3 separate regions of the Homo sapiens genome follow, and regions 2 and 3 are each linked to region 1. Evidence: read pairs that join two places in POLR2A ChIA-PET (ENCODE). Cell type or tissue: A673. All regions are shown on one strand. Region 1 overlaps MARCHF1 (membrane associated ring-CH-type finger 1). Region 2 has its middle 48 kb from the start of NPY5R. Region 3 has its middle 28 kb from the start of TKTL2.

Region 1 (4,000 bases):
GACAGAATACACCACACAGCTGCACGGTTCATTCCTCAGTGATGGATTCAACGAGGCCTGAGTGTGTCTATAGGGAACTTGATGCCCCAAATGATCCTGTCAAACAGCTAATACTGAAAACCACTTCTAGTTAGAAAAGACTCCCATTACCCAGCAGTTCAGAATGCAAAAGGAGACTCAAACTGAGTGGTAGCAAAATGAAGCCATTGATTTCAGGGTCTTAGATATGCCTCTTTGTGGAACTGTTTATTACCGTTTTTCAGTAAGACTGCCAATTACTTGCAGTGGTATCTTTACCCAAACCTGGGTCTCAGTTAACTACTTCCCCCGATTCTAAACCGCTGCGTGCACACACTGTCTCAAGATGGTAGCTGTTAATTTGCTGTCTATATTTGGGTTGGTGATCTCCCAGGTCCATCTGGACACATGGCCCATTCCTCACTGTTTCCACTTGCAGTTCCTTTGGATTGCAGATCCTAATCTTTGGTGCAGTACAAGACCTTCTTGTACTGTTATCAGGAGAGACAGAGGAGCTGCACTTAATCAGAAAATAGTGTCCCCTCACATTGGGCCATGTACAAAAGATGTCAAATGATTATCACTGGTGGACCTAACGTGGAAGAGAACTAGGGGAGAAAATGTTTTTTTAAGGAAATGATAGACTCACAGAGCATTTATGGCTATTATATCTGAGGTTTTGACTCTTAGTAAGAAAGCCTTCATGTACATGCTTATCTGTAAAGGGACTTATATTAGTCCCTTTTTGCACTGCTCATAAAGACATACCTGAGACTGGGTAATTTATGAAGAAAAAGAGGTTTAATGGACTCATAGTTCCACATGACTGGGGAGGTCTCACAATCATGGCAGACAGTGAAAGGCATGTCTTACACGGCAGCAGGCAAGAGAGAGACCTCATGATCTAAAACCATCAGATCTCGTGAGACTTATTCACTACCACAAGAACAGTATGGGGGAAGCCATCCTGATGATTCAATTATCTCCTACCAGGTCCTTCTCATAACATTTGGGAATTATGGGAGCTACAATTCAACATGAGATTTAGGTGGGGACACAGCCACTATATTACTGTAATTCTGAGAGAACAAGTTTGCACTTGTGTACACTTCCTGATTTGTGTCCAACAGTGAGTGCCTTAACTAGTGAACTTTACCAGCTGCCTACCACCTACCTGGCTTTGTTGTTTCCTCCCTATCATCAGTTTTGTAGCAAATTTCACTAAAGGTCTGCAGAGGTCAAATTTTTCTGCTGGTCTTTTAAAATACATTTTTAAGAGGGAAATTATTTACCATAGGCATACCTCTGAACTTAAAGATTTATTAAGGTTCAAGAGTTACTCCTCATAATTAAGAGTCTGTTGTTTAGTTCTCTCCCAGAGTATTTGAAATTGTTACTAGTATAATTAGATTTTAATAGGCTTTTATGTTACCTAAACACTAATTTGAAAAGTAAAACAAAAAATGAAAGTTTGCTTTAGTGATTAATGAGCTAACTCTGAATCATTTCAGTTCAAATAAATGAATTATGTAATTTTTTTCAGTCGACCTGAAATATTTAAATCACAGCCAGAAAACAAAACTCATTTGTTGATTACCCTTTCCTGGACTACTAATTAGTTCATGACAGGGAGTGACAAGTACTACTTCTGATATAAACTCCACGGAGGTCACCGTGCAACTCTGCTAAGTGTCATCCTTTAGGCAGGTGGTTCTCTAACTGTAGCTTGCATCGGAATCACCTGAGGGCTTGTTAAAGCACATTACAGGGTCCCCATCGCCAGAGTTTCTGATTCCGTGAGTTTGGTGTGGGGCTCAAAATACTGGGTTTCTAACAAGTTTCCTGATTGCTGCTGCATCTGCTACTGGGGAACACTGAGAACCACTGCTTCATATGAATGGGTCCTCTAGAAATTTCTCCAGCATAGCAAGTCCAAGGATTTGTAAAAGGTTTACTTATTATCCTCCAGCACAACATATCTTACTAAGGCATGTAAATAATGTGATAACCTTTACACTTGCTGTTTCAGGTATTATTTTCGCTCGTCTGCAGCAAAATCCAATATGACAGGCAGAGCCAGTAAACAATTAAAATGTGGCTTTGCATTTATGCAAAATGACAGGAAGAACCTGCACACCTGGCCGGCTGGGAGCTCCTGGGTCTGGCGGTACCAAAAAAAAAAAAAAAAAGGGCTACCGTACTAGCTACTGTTTGGGCCTGGCGCCACCTGGTGGTAATTTTTTGGTCTATCATTCTATAGATTGAAAACTCTAGGTCACGTGACTGTTACGGAAGCTGGAAACCATAGGTGAACTGTCAAGAAAAAAGACGAAATGGATTTAATGGATTTGGCAAAGTAGTCCCTACCTCCTGCTTTTTTCTTTTCTTTTCTTTTCTTTTTTTTTTTTTTTTTTTGAGACGGAGTCTCGCTCTGTCGCCGAGGCTGGAGTGCAGTGGCGCGATCTCGGCCCACTGCAATCTCTGCCTCCCGGGTTGAAGCGATTCTCTTGCCTCAGCCTTCCGAGTAGCTGGGACTACAGTCGCCCGCCGCCACGCCTGGATAATTTTTGTATTCTAGTAGAGACGGGGTTTCACCGTGTTGCCCAGGTTGGTGGCGAACTCCTGCGCTCAGGCAATCCGCCCGCCTTGGCCTCCCAAACTGCTGGGATTACAGGCGTGAGCCACTGCGCCCGGCCTGCATTTTTATGTTATACAAATAAACTGCCTTTATTCTTCACTGGTATAAAGATTTAAACAACACTTTTCTGTGGGCAGTACTTTTAAATTTATATTTTAGGACAGAATATAATGCAAGTAATTTGAATTAGAAAACCTGACCCTATCATGCAAAGTTTGATTTAACTTCATCAAATAGACAATTTCACAGAAACAATGTTTGCATCAAGTTATACTACAATTCAGAAAAAACATACAGTCATATTTTTCTAAGTGAATAATAGAGTTCTGTTGGATTTCTTTCTATTGTTTAGTGGCTTCTGCAAAAAAAAAAAAAAAATCAAAAGCAAGAACAGTAAAACAGGCACCAAAGGCCCAGGGACTGTAAAGTCCAAAGCGAGGTTCAAGACTACCTATGCAGGAAGTGCTAAGATTTTGTGAAACTACTTTTGCCTAATCTTAGCTCATCCCCCATCTTCAAGGTATAAAGGAGAACTTGAAGACTAAGGAAGGGCAGATCAGAGGGTCGGCAGTGTAGACATTGGTGAAAAGTATGGTGGTGTATGTGCTGTCGTGCGTTCCTTCTCCCTGACCTTTGGGAAACGGGAAAGGGAGCTGCCGTCTTACCATTTCCACCAGCTTCCTTGAGACCCCTTGGAGAGATAACGTCTTCTCAACACCGAGAGACTTGAGGATAAAATATTCGACTCAGGCCCAAGCAATAAGCAAAAGAAACTTTACTTCATCACTGACAAGGCAATAGTTTGTATTTTCTAGGGGGCATGTGGGAAAAACTAACATAGAGTCATCTCCAAAGCGGAGCTCAAGAATTTACAAAAAATTAGCCAGGCGTGGTGGTGGGCGCGTGTAGTGTGCCTGAGTGAGGCTGGCACTGCTGAGGCTGATCAGGGACCACACTTTGGGGACCTGAAGAGGATCTTCTCAGGAACAACCTTCTCTAGAGGTGTAACCATGGTAACAATATACTCCTGGTAACAGGGCCATAAGTCACACGTTATTTGGTAAAGCAGGACAGGGGAGCAGAAATGCTATGAAAAGTTTCACAGATTATCACTTGCCTATCACGAAATCTTTTGTGAACTGCCACTGAATTTCAGCATCATGAATATTAATTGAAGGCACTTTCATGACAGCTTTGTTAAAATAAGATTTCTATCCTTATCCTCTCCATTTCTCATTCTTAGTAAGGCTTGCAAAACATACTGAAATTTTGTAAACAAACCTGAAAAGACAATATGAAGGGAAAGGTTTATAAAATACATTGATTTCTGCCAGCGCCATTTAC
Region 2 (4,000 bases), 160 kb after region 1:
CTTTACAGCATTTGAATTTCTTAGCTAGAAATGAATACTTTTGGGAACATGAAAAAGATTAATATTAACAGGAAAAAATTAAGAGATTCTTTGGTTGCAATATACATGCTAAGTTTCCAAGGAGCATACAATTTGTATTCAAATTCTATGAAAGAGTAGTGAAGTACATGGTACTTTCTATTCAAGTAAAATTCTCATATTTAAAAAATAAGCATGTCTACTATTTTAGGCCAATTTTATAAAATATTATGAAGCTTCTTTATGTAGAAAGAAAAGGTTTATTTTAGTGTGTAAGGATAGAATGCCAAAATTGTGTTTACTAGAAATATTGCTGGGCTTTGGAATTTTAAAAATAGTTATTAGGGAATATAGGTAGTAGTAGGTGAATTGGTTAAATTTATGATATCCTTGAATAAGACTGAAGTCCTGTACCATCCTATGTAGTTTGTTATATAGAACCAAAGTGTGGTAACCTGAGGAAACATGAAAGTACGACAGCAAATGATATCACGTGTGGCCTTCCGAGAAAGAACAGCAACATGTAGCCTAACAGTGAATGTGCAGCAATCCGAATAGTTTGCGGTTGAAAAAGCAAGAAACAACTGTCTACCACAATAAGCAAATATTAGTTTTGTAAATGTCCCCAAATAGGAAAGCCCTGTTGATTGCATCTTGTTCTTCTCAGTCATACACACAGTTATTGCTTTGATCATCGTCAGTGGCATCATTTTATAATGAAACAGACATGCTGAGGGTTTGCAAAAGGGATTTGCATCTTAGTGATTTGCATTAAGTAAAACACGCTGCTTGCTTAAACAGCCACATTTATGCCTTTTCACACATTACCCAGTTATTATTCAAGTAAAATACCATATACTGAATAACCGCAGTTCTCTACCAAAATCCTCATTTATCTAAACCTTGAGCTATTATTCATGAACTGTTCTATCATTCTTTTTCCCCCCTGATTTAAATCATTTTTCTAGGAGGAAATGAACAATAACGGGTAGATATACAAAATTTGCCTCAAAGCTATTATAATTTATAAATATAAGAAAACACTATCATTTGATGATTCGATATTATTTGGTCTGCAGAGTATCTGGCAAAGCTTGAAAACCTTAGCTACATTTTCTCTATGATTCTAGGTTTTGTATGTTTCTATGCTAAGGTATAAAACATGACTGCTTAAATTTAAGGGCAGCAGGACAAACCAACTGTTCACACATTTCTTTCTCAAAACCTTCTTGTCCTTCACAGTGGCAGAAGTATTCTGACTCACTAATGGTGGGTGAAACTACCCTAGTGCAGTGACTAGAAATGAATTGGTTTAAGTTTCATCCCATTGGAGGCATGTTCAAAAATGTATAAAAAGTGATACATACAGATGGTTAATTTTTTAAAAAAAGATTCTAACAGCACAAGAGGATAAAAGATGAAGTAAAATGTTCTCCCCTAAGGCTGTTCCAAGTCTTACTATCCAACTGGGAGTCTTCCCAAAAACCTTTCCAGGCATATACAGATATCTCTCTATGAATGATAAGGGATTTCTTACTATTGGTTCAAGTCTTTTAAAATCTGTATCAATTTCCTGTTTTTGGTTGTAAGAAATTACCACAAGTATAGTGGCTTAGAGAATAAACAAATGCATTACCATAAAGTTCTTGAAGTCAGAGGTCTAAAATGAGTTGGCAGAGCTTTATGGGAGAAACAATTTCTTTATCTTTTTCAGCTTCTAGAGGCTGACTGCATTCCTTGCGAGTAGCCCCATATCCCTCTGACCTCTTTCAGAAGAGTCACATGTCCTCTGACTCTGATCTCCTGCCTTCCTCTTTTAAAGACCGTAGCGATTACTTTGGGACTACCCGGATAATGTAGAATAATCACTTTATCTCAAGATCCTTAATATGATCTGCAAAGTTCCCTTTGCCAAGCAAGGTAATTTGTTCACAGGTTTCAGGAATTATAACACAGACATCTTTGGAGGGCCCTTATTCTTCCCACCACGGTATCCCTCAGTAAAGCTTTTATTTTCATTCAGATCCTATACTTTTCTTATTTTGTTTATTCCTAATTATGTTATCTATCTTTGCCATTGTTGTTATTGCTGACTATTGTTCATACCTAGAGTTTCATCTAAAATGGGTTCTTTGGAAACTTGGAAAACATTATTTTTCTCTAGTGACAGGGCTTTCTAAAGATCCTCAATTAAATGCAGGAAATGAGCTGTCCACACCGAGAACTCCTAAATCCAAAGAACTATTTCCTGGAAATATCTGTCCTTTTATCATCATTTGGACTTGTCAGCATCAATTGATGGTTTCCTCCTGCTTGAGAAGCTTTTTTTCACTTGTTCTCAAAAGGCCTTTCTCTCTTGATTCTCTCTGCTTCCCTTGTTGCTCCTTCTCGGTATCCCTTGTCATTCTACCACATCCTATCTACATTTGTGTGTACAGTATTTGTATTGTTAATCTTCTCTGGGTGTATTTATTCTCTGAGTAATCTCCAGTCTCAAGCCTTTAAATACCACCTCTGTTCAGAAAACTTCTAAATTTATGTATCCAGCTCCAAACTCTTCCCTTAATCCCAAATTTGACAATTCAGTCTCTCTCTCTTTCTTTTTTTTTAACAATCTCTTCATAAATATCTAATTGGCATTTTAAACTCACATGTCCAAAGCAGAATTTTTGAACTTCTTTACCACCACCCCTACTAAATAATCCTCTTCCCTCCCTAGTCTTCTCCAGATCAATATGACAACCTCTTTCACCCTCCTGATTAGGAAATAAACACACACTCGCGTGTGCATACACACAAGACATATTTGCCTCTTCTTTTCTCACATCCCCTTCCAATTCAACATCAAATGTTGATAGTTCTACCTTTAAAAATATTCAAGGCCTCACCATGTTTTAACCACCTCTAATCACTAACATGCTAGTGCAAGAGACCATTATCAATCACTTGGATTATTGAAATATATTCCTTTTTGTGTTCACTCACTTATGTCACTCAGAGTGGCTCTTTCAAAAAGTTTAATAGATCATATCACTTCTCTGTTGAAAACTCTCTGGCTTCTAATTTATTCAGACTAAAAATTCTCCACATTTCGATATTTTGGTAGATTTGGTAGATTGAGAGGATGGACATTTTCTGCTTAGATGGCTACAGGGAATGTGGTGTTTTTGAAGAGGGAAGTTTTCTACTTAATCTAGATAGTAAAGGTAGTATCCTGTGAAGAGGTTTAACATGTAAATGAATGATCTGTTAGGCAGAGTGGAAATGACCGATGGGTCAGAGAAGAAATTGGGAACTTGTGCTTGGATTGTGACCTACGATATCAAGAACATGAAATCTGGTGGAAGTGACATTTCTGAGAATCCAAATTTAACACTGGTTTCAGTTTAGACTAAGGCTTCATAGATTCAGATTTAGGCTAAAAGATTTAAGGCAGGGTTGTTGGTATACTAAGGGGAAGCCCTGGGGACCAGCATATTAATGGCAGTAGGAAAAATAGAGAACCCCAGATAGAAGTAAAAACCAAGGAGACAGAATTGGTAACAATGAATACAGCAACCCCTTTCTATCTGCTGATTCTCCAATCAATGCCAACTGATGGAAGTTCTTAGATTCATTTTATTTAAAGGGGTCACTTCACTTCTAAAATGAACTATTCTTATTCATTTATTTATCCTTTGAATTCCTGTCACCTCCATGGTCCTTCCAAATCCCTTTCTCCATATCAATTTTTTATTAAAGTTTTTTTATTTTAGTAACAATTTGTTAATGAAACTTCATTTCTTCAATAAACAGGGGTTAAACAAGACAGTAAGACTTCTTCCGCTTTGGTGTTTTTTAAGGCAGCTACATAACCTCAGTACTTTGTAAGGCCACAATGTTCTGTCTCATGTGTAAGAATGTATTTTGGTCATTTCATAAGCTTTTAAGTCATTAGTACATTAGGACAGTTCAATTTCTCATGACTCATATTCACAAAAAG
Region 3 (4,000 bases), 110 kb after region 1:
TTGTTGATGTTTGGATTTTATCTTCCTTGACTGGTCTGAAGTATTTTGTGAATCCTTTGCCTCTTTTTTTCTAGCTATTTGTACTATTAGTTTATAGGCTCTCTGTATATTAAAAATATTGAAACAAATTTAAAACACGAACAATAGAGTTGGAAAATATTTATAGTGCAGATGATAGTAAAAGCATTAGCAGCAATGGGTAATTAGAAAAAAACAAATGCTGGCGGGGCCTGGTGGCCCATGCCTGTAATTCCAGCACTTTGGGAGGCTGAGGAGGGCGGATCACAAGGTCAGGAGATCGAGACAATCCTGGCTAACAGGGTGAAACCCCAGCTCTACTAAAAATACAAAAAATTAGCCAAGTGTGCTGGCGCGTGCCTGTAGTCCCAGCTACTTGGGAGGCTGACGCAGGAGAATCGCTTGAACCCGGGAGGTGAAGGTTGCAGTAAGCCAAGATCACGTCACTGCACTACCGCATGGGCGTCAGAGCAAGACTCCATCTCAAAAAAAAAAAAAAAAAAACGAAAAGAAATAATAAATTTGGTTGAAAATTTTAATATAATCAAATATGTCTATTTTATACTGTATGACTTCTGGGTGGGCTGTTTTGTTTTAGAAGGTCTACCTTTCCCCACGTTTTGCTAAATCTAAGACTGTACAAATATTTTCCAAGACTCTCTCCAATAATTCAATGTTTTTTATAACAAACTTTAATTTAGATTTTTAAAATTATTGTTTAAAGTGAGACTTGAACTTTCTTTCTTCCAATGAATTTGCAAAAAATATCATCACTTGATACTTTAAAAGATTTTATGTTTGGATATTATATTTTCTAAGAGAGATATCTGTTAAAACTGAACAAAAGCCAGCTACAGAAATTGGGGACTGGGCTTTCTTTCATCCAGTATATCTTTATTTCTGTAGTTCCTAAATTTAGGAATCTTTTACTTCACTCTTAGGGCCTAGATTTATTTCATTTTTTTCTTTTTTTCTTTTTGCAATTTTGACTTATATATGGGAAATGATTAGGAGCTCAAAACCTGAAGCCAGATAAGCCAAATTCCATGTATGTGTGGTATTTAGCATGTGACCAGGAATTTATACAACTTTTGTAATTTTAGTTTCCTCATCTTTACAATGACATCAATGAAATAAATCTATAACATGGTAATCCCATGTAAGGATTAAATATAATAATGCATTTAAAGAGAATAAATGCTTAAAAAATAATAAGCTTTCAACAAATGCAGCTATTATTGTTATAATCTATTAAAAGATATTTTCTTATTATCTGAGATGGGCCTGTATGCCTGATTTAGAACTTAAAAGAAATATCAGATTATTAAAGGATATATATAATGAACTAAAAGACTATTGTATTCTAATATTAAAAATGCAGCCCAATGTGTTCTTTTAATTTACTCCAAAGATAACATCATTGATTATTTATGATTTATTATTTATTATACTTTAGTTCTTTTAATTTACTCCAAAGATAACATCATACTTTAGTTCTGAAAGTTGTATCTGACTATTTTAACTTGATATGCTGAATGTTAAAATATAATTATTTAGCTCATATATTTTTGGAAGAAATTTTTGAAATATTTAACTTATAAAGCAGAAAACAATTAATCCCTGCCCCCTCAAGTCTTGCATCAAAAAAAGAATATAGTACACAGATTGGTTCCAACATATATCCTAGACTTTTTGTTGTCATTTACTGGTGAAGTAAAAATAGAATCTGGTTACTTCTGTTTTAATTAAGATTCTTTTAGCTCTAAATAAAAATAAAATTCAAACTGGCTTGAAGAAAAGGGGAATTTTTGACTTTCCTAACTGATGAGTACATGGGTACAGCAAGCTAATGTACTGCTGGATTTCGGGCCAAAATTATCTGTGTCTTTCCATCTTTTGGTGCCATGTAACACTGAGATAGCTTGCTTTCTCCGTTCCTTCCTTCCTTCCTTCCTTCCTTCCTTCCTTCCTTCCTCCCTCCCTTCCTTCCTCCCTTCCTTCCTTCCCTTTTTTTAAGACAGGGTTTCACTCTGTCACCTAGGCTGGAGGGCACTGGCTTAATCATGACTCATTGTAGCCTCTACCTCCTGGGCTCAAGCGATCTTCCCACCTCAGCCTCCCAAGTAGCTGGGACCATAGGTGCATGACACCAAACCCAACTAATTTTTTTTTTAGTATTTGTAGAGACACGGGTATTCCTGTGTTGCCCAGGCTGGTCTCCAACTTCTGGGCTCAAGTGATCTTCCCATCTCAGCCTCCCAAAATGCTGAGATTACAGGCATGAGCTGCTGTACCTGGCTAAGTTTCTTTTTATAAGTACTTTTCCAGGGTGTTGATCACAATAACCACCAATTGCTCCAGGTTTACATTTGCCAGTTTAGGTGCCAATACAAAAACAAAACAAAACAAAACAAAAAAACCCCACATTTCTTTCCCAAGAATTACAAAGGCTCAGAGCTGACTGTACTGACTTTAATTGAGCCAGCTTGCATTAGGTAATATTTCTTAATCTGTTACTGTTATTCTAATAGGCCAGGCCCAAGTCTTCACTCTATTGCTGAAGTCTTCAGGTAGATTCCACTCCACCAGATACACATGGCCGGAGAGTACAGGGAAATAGTTTTCCAAGGAAATCTAAGATGCCATTACTAATCGTTCCATATCTTTATCAATAGGCAGTGGAGTTACTCCTTTTGATTTTAGCTTATTTACTGAGTATGAAATGGTACCTTATTGTGGTTTTAATTTACAGATTCCTATGACTAAAGATGTTAAGTGCCAGATAAGGTTGAGGACATGCTATCCCAAAATATAGCACCTTAATACATTGTATGTCTAAACTTTCATGTGTTTATAGAGCATTAGTTCATCTCTATGGTAAAGTGTGCAAATCTTCGACTTCTTTTACAAAATGGGATGGTCATCCTTTTACTGTTGATTTGTAGGTGTTCTTTATGTGCAAGTTCTTTGTCATATGTTACAAGAATTTTTCCTTAGTCTGTGGCTTGCCAATTCATTTTTATAATGGTGTGCTTTGCAGAGCAGACATTTTAGTTTTTTGTGGAATTTAATTAATTCATTTCAAATTATTTGTTTCATGCTGATTGTGTCCTGCTCAAGAAATTTTTGCCAAATCTGAGTTTCAAAGATAATCTCCTGTTTTCTTCTAGAAGATGTATGGTTCTGGGTTGAATGTTTAGGTATATTATCCATATCAAAATAATTTTTATGTTTAATATGAAAGAGTAGATGAGCGGAGTCTTTTCTGGTGTTTTTTGTTTTGTTTTGTTTTTTGTTTTTGCTTTGCTTTACTTTCCCCATAGAGATTTCCAGCTGTAATAAAGTAACATATCCTAAAAAGGGTTTTCTTTGTTCATTGACCTCTCCATTCTGCTCAAATAATTGAATGTTTATTTGCCTGGCACTACCCTATCCTATAGCTTTATGGTAAGTCTTGACTCTGGATATCTGGTACTATAAGAACTCTCCTTTTTCAAAATTGTTTTAGCTACTGTAGATCTTTTATGATTCTATAACATTTTTACAATGAACTTGTCTATTTCTTTAAAATGTTTTTAATGACACAGTTTTAACAGGAATTTTGTTGAATCTATAAGTCAATTTAGAGAGAATATGAATCACAACAATCCATGAACTAGTAGAGCTTTCCACATATTTAGGTCTGTTCAAGTTTTTCTCAGTTCAGTCTTACAGATATTTTTGGGTAGAGATATCTTACATTTTATGTAAAATATAAGGTCAGGGGTTCTCAACCTTGGCATATTGACAGGTTGAATCAAATAATAGACATTTGTAATAAAAATTCTTTGTAAGATATAAATAAATTTTCTTAATTTTGTTAAAGGTATCTATAAAAATGACAGCAAACATTACACATAGTGATGAATTGTTAAAATAGTCTCATTAAGGGAGAAAAAAATCTGACAAGGATGCCTATTGAGAAAGAAAAGAAGCAATTCTG

Evidence for each region. Peaks named below come from ENCODE experiments on the same cell type or tissue, not always from the same donor. Only the 100,000 strongest peaks of a DNase experiment are listed, where the experiment ranks them.
Region 2: POLR2A ChIA-PET joins it to region 1 with 5 read pairs; 3 of 35 experiments call an interaction of 5 or more read pairs at or near these places.
Region 3: POLR2A ChIA-PET joins it to region 1 with 7 read pairs; 2 of 35 experiments call an interaction of 5 or more read pairs at or near these places.

What each region holds. Positions count from the first base shown.
Region 1 is chr4:163,548,715-163,552,714 of GRCh38, reverse strand. All of the region lies in intron 8 of MARCHF1 (membrane associated ring-CH-type finger 1), which reads left to right. Among named protein-coding and RNA genes, the nearest start is that of TMA16, 56 kb to the right of the region's middle. RefSeq lists enhancers at 2,061-2,560, 2,561-3,062. In A673, a CTCF peak has its summit at 2,242 (motif pointing left); a DNase peak (open chromatin) is centred at 2,244; H3K4me3 peaks cover 206 bases.
Region 2 is chr4:163,390,262-163,394,261 of GRCh38, reverse strand. No RefSeq gene overlaps it. Among named protein-coding and RNA genes, the nearest start is that of NPY5R, 48 kb to the right of the region's middle. In A673, no CTCF peak of the experiment used is centred here; a DNase peak (open chromatin) is centred at 2,301; H3K27ac peaks cover 2,605 bases.
Region 3 is chr4:163,443,571-163,447,570 of GRCh38, reverse strand. No RefSeq gene overlaps it. Among named protein-coding and RNA genes, the nearest start is that of TKTL2, 28 kb to the left of the region's middle. In A673, no CTCF peak of the experiment used is centred here; a DNase peak (open chromatin) is centred at 1,980; H3K27ac peaks cover 1,016 bases.